2 separate regions of the Mus musculus genome follow, and region 1 is linked to region 2. The links are chromatin loops, found by intact Hi-C in ENCODE. Cell type or tissue: left cerebral cortex. All regions are shown on one strand. Links, peaks and the distances in the headings refer to the core of each region. The heading gives the core; the rest is flanking DNA.

Evidence for each region. Peaks named below come from ENCODE experiments on the same cell type or tissue, not always from the same donor. Only the 100,000 strongest peaks of a DNase experiment are listed, where the experiment ranks them.
Region 1: it touches region 2 in a loop (2.2-fold over the local background); 7 of 42 quality-filtered maps call a loop at or near these places.

Annotation. Positions count from the first base shown.
Region 1 is chr5:143,710,208-143,713,121 of GRCm38, forward strand. It overlaps Usp42 (ubiquitin specific peptidase 42), which reads right to left. Exons shown (of 18, transcript NM_029749.2): 17 at 1,743-1,781; 18 at 118-1,135. The coding sequence ends at 1,774. Cyth3 (cytohesin 3) reads left to right here. Exons shown (of 13, transcript NM_011182.4): 13 at 1-43. Among named protein-coding and RNA genes, the nearest start is that of Usp42, 21 kb to the right of the region's middle. In left cerebral cortex, for the core only: a CTCF peak has its summit at 1,298 (motif pointing left); DNase peaks (open chromatin) are centred at 1,294 and 2,010.
Region 2 is chr5:143,622,701-143,625,614 of GRCm38, forward strand. All of the region lies in intron 1 of Cyth3 (cytohesin 3), which reads left to right. Among named protein-coding and RNA genes, the nearest start is that of Cyth3, 1.7 kb to the left of the region's middle. In left cerebral cortex, for the core only: a CTCF peak has its summit at 1,394; DNase peaks (open chromatin) are centred at 285 and 1,373; H3K4me3 peaks cover 1,699 bases; H3K27ac peaks cover 2,190 bases.

The DNA.
Region 1 (2,914 bases), core at 268-2,767, 88 kb after region 2:
AATACTGTGTTCCCTAAATAAAAACATACTGCTAAAACCAAAACTGCCTAAGACTCAATTCTTTAAAACAGACATGGCTATGAGCTTGCGGAGAACAGAGTAAAACTGAGACGGTTGTTTAATTTGCTGCCATTTATATACTATATAAATCTTACATGCCGTATATATACAGTGGGGCAAGTGCTTTTTTAATCTTAAAAAAACAAAGATCAACTTTAGACATCTCTGAACAACACAAACTGTATAAACCATACAGAGTATTCAGATACACACTGTATTAAATACAGTCTTCTCCCCACTCCCGTCTCCTGATGCAGGACCAGTGAATTATAAGTGTCACAGTTTTATAGCATATCCATATTAAAAATAAAATCACAGTATGATTTTTGTCTGTAACTAGAAACTTGAAGGGATCAAGCTGACGACTCAGACTTCAATATCATATTGTCGAGACGAGACACAGTATAAAAAGTGTTAGGTAAAAAAAACATACTGTAGGCTTTACAAATAATGTCTGGATTATACATTCATAATGCAAATACTCATCATAACTGGTAAATTGATTGGAATAGTTCCACAAAGTTCAAAAACAGAACTTGTCTATAAAATACATCTTCAAATCTTGAATACAACTAAAATGTGAACAAATTAGTTTCTATATCAGACATTGCAGAGGAAGCCCTCGAAGGTCTCGCTGAGAGCTTGGGTCTTTAAATAAGTCTTTAATTTAAATAGACGCACTGTCGCTTGTCCTTTTGAAGTCCATGGTTCCCAGCTGGCCGTGCACCAGGTGTCTAGCGTGGAGGAACATTACATGAGATACAAGTAGTCAACCTGAGTCTGTGGTTAAGCAGCATTTGAGATGGTCTATTCCAGGGCATTATTGTCAGTGTGATTTTATGTACACGGTAATTTACAATGTTCAGCAGTGTAGAAAGTATCCGTTTGGAATAAGGGCAATTAAGAAAAGGTAAAAACTGAAAAAAGAAAAGAAAAAAAAGAAAAAAGAAACAGTTGTCCATGGTAAACTCTGTACAGTATGTACTAAAGAAGCACCACGCAGTTCGGACAAAGTTATTCTCTATGTTTATAATTTAAGCTGGGTTGGGGATGGCTTCTGTTCAAAATGTTGAATCTGAAAGATAAGAGGTGCAGCAGGCATTAGACGAACAGAGGTTGGTCTCACACTCTCTGGATGTGTTCCCAAGGCTTTTGAAAGTTCCTGAAATTGCCTCTCTACCTTCCTGAACTGCAGTAGAGAACCCTGGAATGCCAGGGCAGCGCCACCTGCTGGGCCCCAAGCTGCAAATCACTCAGCCCTCAGACACCACGTTCACTGGGCAGAGGAGGAGAGAGGCCCAGAGGCTTTGTCTCCATGACACGGAGGAAGCCTGCGAATTAGCTGAGGCGAGAGCAGCAGCTCATTTTAAAGCCTTTGCTGACTAGACCTGCCCTCCATCACAGAGTTCGGGCTCTGAGTTCCTGTGTCTCAGGGCCACACAACACAACACCAGCATTAGGAACCAGATATACCCTGACCCTTGTTTGGCCTCTCTCTGCTCTCAGATACTTAACTCCATTTCTTAGCACAATTTCCACATCTGGATGCTAGCTAGTGACTGAGTCCTAGAGGCACAGACACGCCAGGACCCTCCCCTTCACCACCCCTGGTTTTCACCAGAAAACCCACCTATATCCACTCAGCACTTCCACAAATGACCAAAACGGGGACAATTGCTTACCGTAATTTTGTTGTTGTAAGGCCAAGGCTGTTTAGTCACCTAGAAGGCAAAGTAAGGAACATCTTTATTATGCGTGTGTTCTGCAGACTTAACGATAATCAGTTCCTACAGCTCATTATCAGCTGCTGAAAAATCACTCGGATAGCAGCATGAGCTGGCAGTGCCACAAAGCACCGGCACAGGACCGTCAAGAGCCACACAAGAGGGACCAGGTCTCAGCCCCAGCACAGAGCTGCACATTCTCGGGTGGGTGACCATCCTTTCAGGCTGAAGCAATGAGCTGAGTCATACAAAGAGCTGGAGGAAGGGCTGGTGTCAGACCCAGAGCAGCGGTGTCTAGCTGCAGATCCAGCTGCAGTGTATGAATGGACTGCCAAGGAGCAGAAGGTTCCACTCGGGGTCACCAAGATGCCCACATCTCTGTAGTGACACACATGTCCTTTATTTGTGACCATGATCTTTGGGTGTCCGAGGCAGAATTGTCAAGCTTTTTATATCAAGGGCCAGGTGATGAGAAACGTCTCAGTGGACAGGCTATGTCCACTGCTACTGAGTGGCACCAGAGCTAACACATAGCACCTGGGCTTCCACAGTGCACTGACCCTGACCCTCCCACCTCGGTGCTCGCTGTGAACACATGCCAGTCTTCTGCACTTTGAACTGTTGAGAGCCATTCCTAACTCCAGGCTAGACTGGCTGCAGGTTGCCAGCCTTTGCACTAGCCCCACCGATGTTCACAGCCTATGCAGTTTCTACAAGCCCAATGCTCCTGTCCAGAGAGAATGAATGTTCACGGAGAGAAAGCAGCCAAGCACACTGGCACTGGACTGTAATCCCAGCACTCAGGATGCTAACATAAAACTCTGAGTGCAGGCTAGCCTGGACTACATAGGAAAGTCAAGGCACAGGGGCTGCTGTATACAGACCTACTCACTTAGAGATCAGCAAGAACCACCCCAGAAACCAGCAGCCTGAAGGATACCAGAGCCCCACACTGCAGCTACACCTCTAGAGATCAATCACACTATTGATTTATGACTTAGGAGCTGGGGTACACTAGTGCATTTAGGGGTTCAGAAGTTAGTACAACACACACAAAGATGTGCACATAAAAACATATATGGGCACAGAATGCTTTAATAGCCCAAGTTCTACTGTGTGACACTCACAGA
Region 2 (2,914 bases), core at 108-2,607:
CTGGGCGGCCCTGAGGCCGAGGGTCGCGCTGTTGAGAGCCCAGGCTTGAGACGTGGGGCCGGGTGTCGGGTGGGGTGGCGGCGACCGTGGGGAGGTGCGCGGGGTAAGGCGGGGACTCGGGCTTCGCTGCCCTGGTGAGAGGACATGTCGGAGACCGCGGGGTCGTCGCCCAGCGCGGTCGCGGGTCGCGGGTTCGAGGCCGGGGTCTCCGCAGCACAGCTCCAGGTCGCCTTTCTGAGATGGGGCCACTCTGCGGGGCGACCTTCCCAGCGTCTCATTGCCAAGGGCGTCCACGCCCTCCCTAGCCCAGCTGTTTCGGACGGGCCCCTCTCCTTTTCAGCTCTCCTCAGGTGTCTGGAGCTTGGGAGCTCCTGGATGGGGAGGGGAAAGTTTTCAATTTGGAGGACTCGGAGGGCCCGGAGGGTGGGGTGGATCGGTCGGGGGAGAGGAGGAAGGTTGGAAGTCATGACCACGTCTCTGATTTTTAGATCAGAAGTACTCATTGGGAATGGCTTAAAGGACATGAGGGGCAGGCAGCTCCAGTCCAGGTCTGAGTATGCATTTTTTTATCAAATAGAAAAGAAAAAATGCTACAGAGAAGGGGTCGGGTGTAAAAATAAAAAGGGGGCCAAATAGCACAAATGATAGAATCATTGTCTAGCATGCCCAGGACGCTGAGTTTGATCCCCAACACCACCAAATGGAAAATATAATTAAGAAATTAAAGGGGTCAGGTGGGATTCCTTTAAAGCCGAGGGTGGGATGCGGGAGCCACAGCAGCGAGACTGTTAGACTCCTGGACAGGTGCCTGTGACAGACACCCTTCCAGAGGTGGGCTATCAGTTCTCCGTGTTGCTCAGGCTGTATGTATGTGCCTGACTTTGAGTTCCACCCTGCTGCAAATGAGCCGGTTGCAAATTACTCAACGGAGTACAGATTCCTGTTGTGTCATTTCATGAATTTGGTTTCCCAAAACATCAAGAGTCACCGTTTGTGGAGTGGGACTTTACTTGAAGTAAGCAAAGGGTTAATAATGTACCCGTCATTTTTTACCCAAACACCCCAAGTTGAAGCTGTCTGGACTTTGAGGAACGATCTTCCTTTTTTGCTGACAGAATGATCAGAATCCCATGTAATAAGGGAGTGTTTAGGGGGAAAAAGAAGTCTTAATTACAGGCTGCTGGAGCAGCTGCCTGTAAGAATCAGCAGTATTGAAGACTTCCTCGTGAAGTGGTTAATCAAGGTGCCTTCTAGAATTCCAGAGCTTCTCAGATTTTTTTTTTTCTTCCCTGTGAAAGAGACGAAGTGGCTGGGCTGTAGGAAGTTGGCACTCCTCGTGGCATTTGCCAAGTTCAGTTCTCATAGTAAAAGCCAGGGGTAGCACAGTGGCATCGAGTGGGTGTTTTGTTTATGAAAAGAAAGAACCCAGTTGCAAACCCTCCTACATACCGGCTGCCGGTCTGGAGGCACTGGGTCCCTGAGGATGCCTTGCCTTTCGCCTATAGCACAGTCTGACATTGTCGTTTAGAAAAAAAGACAGTGGCAATTTGACATTGGGATCTAGGAAGCTAGCTGAGCTGGCGATTGCTCTGCAGGTGCTACACAGTCTGTTGAGTCAACACGTGGCTGAGCTGAAGGTAAAAGCAGATACAGTGGGGAAAACTTAGAAACCAGTGTGTTTCAGCAGTTCATAGAATTTAGAAGTATAGTAAAGGTCAATATTAAAGTGTCAAAAAGGCTTAAAGCTATCTCTGGACTATCAATATCTCTGGGTATATCAATATACCAGAGGATGTTAAAATTAAAAAAGATGTTATATTCAATGATACTGTATTCCATGGTAAAAAGTTTAAAAATGAGAAACAGTAACGGCTGTCAGGTAAGATTACTTCAGGGAGACATTACAAGTAATGCGGACAGCTGGAGTTGACTCTTGGGGAGCCACATGGGAACTGACGCCCACAGTTGTCTTCTGACCTCCTTAGGCAAGCAGCAACAAGCTTGTGCACACACACAATCTTAAAAAGTAACCAAGAATAAGCAGTTATTTTGTACATTCTGGTCTAAACAGTGTAAAGACTGCTATCATTATGGATTTTTCTTGAATAATAACACATGCTTTCAAATTTGAAAAAAAAAACCCTCAGCTTATGAAAGATGTGGATATTCTAAACATACAGGGTGATTTAATTCACCTTCCTGGAACATTTGACAATGAAGAGATTTATTGATTTTTTTTTTTCTACTGAAATGCCAGACAGTGTGCTATATGATAGGAAACAGCTTTTTAATTTTTATTGATTTAGCTTATCAAAAAAAATCTTTCCTCCTCACATTATGGAAAGATACTTAGGGATGCTTTTGGCAGTCTTAGAGCTTCGAACCCAGTGAAAATCTCTCACAACTTAAACATGTGAGTTACTGTATACTTACTGTGTGAACTTGGTGGCCTCTGTGTGACCCTTTATCTGTGGAGATTTGAAGTTCACATAGAGTTCTTGTAGTTATCCCATTTCCATTTTCAAAACAGCTGCTTTGCTTAGAGAAAAGATTTTGTTTTGTTCTGTTTTGTTTTTGTTGGCCCTTTGATAAAACTGTTGCAGTTGCAGGCAGTTACAAAGCATAGCATTATTTGGCATATCATTAGAGTATAGGAGAGCCTTTAATCTACATCTGGGACCCCTGTTTCAGCTTTCTTAGAAGATTAAAAAAAAAAAAAAGCTAAATTTATTCAAATAGACCAAAAGTGATTGGAAAGATTTTCTTTATTGTTACTGTGTTGATCAGGCAAAAAGGACTTCAGAAATTGTAGTTTTTATAACTGAACTTTTTGTCCAGGCTTGAATTATTTGTTCTTTGCCGTGTGCGATAAGGAAAGGATGGCGCAGGAATGGCTGGAGGGCGGTTACCAGGA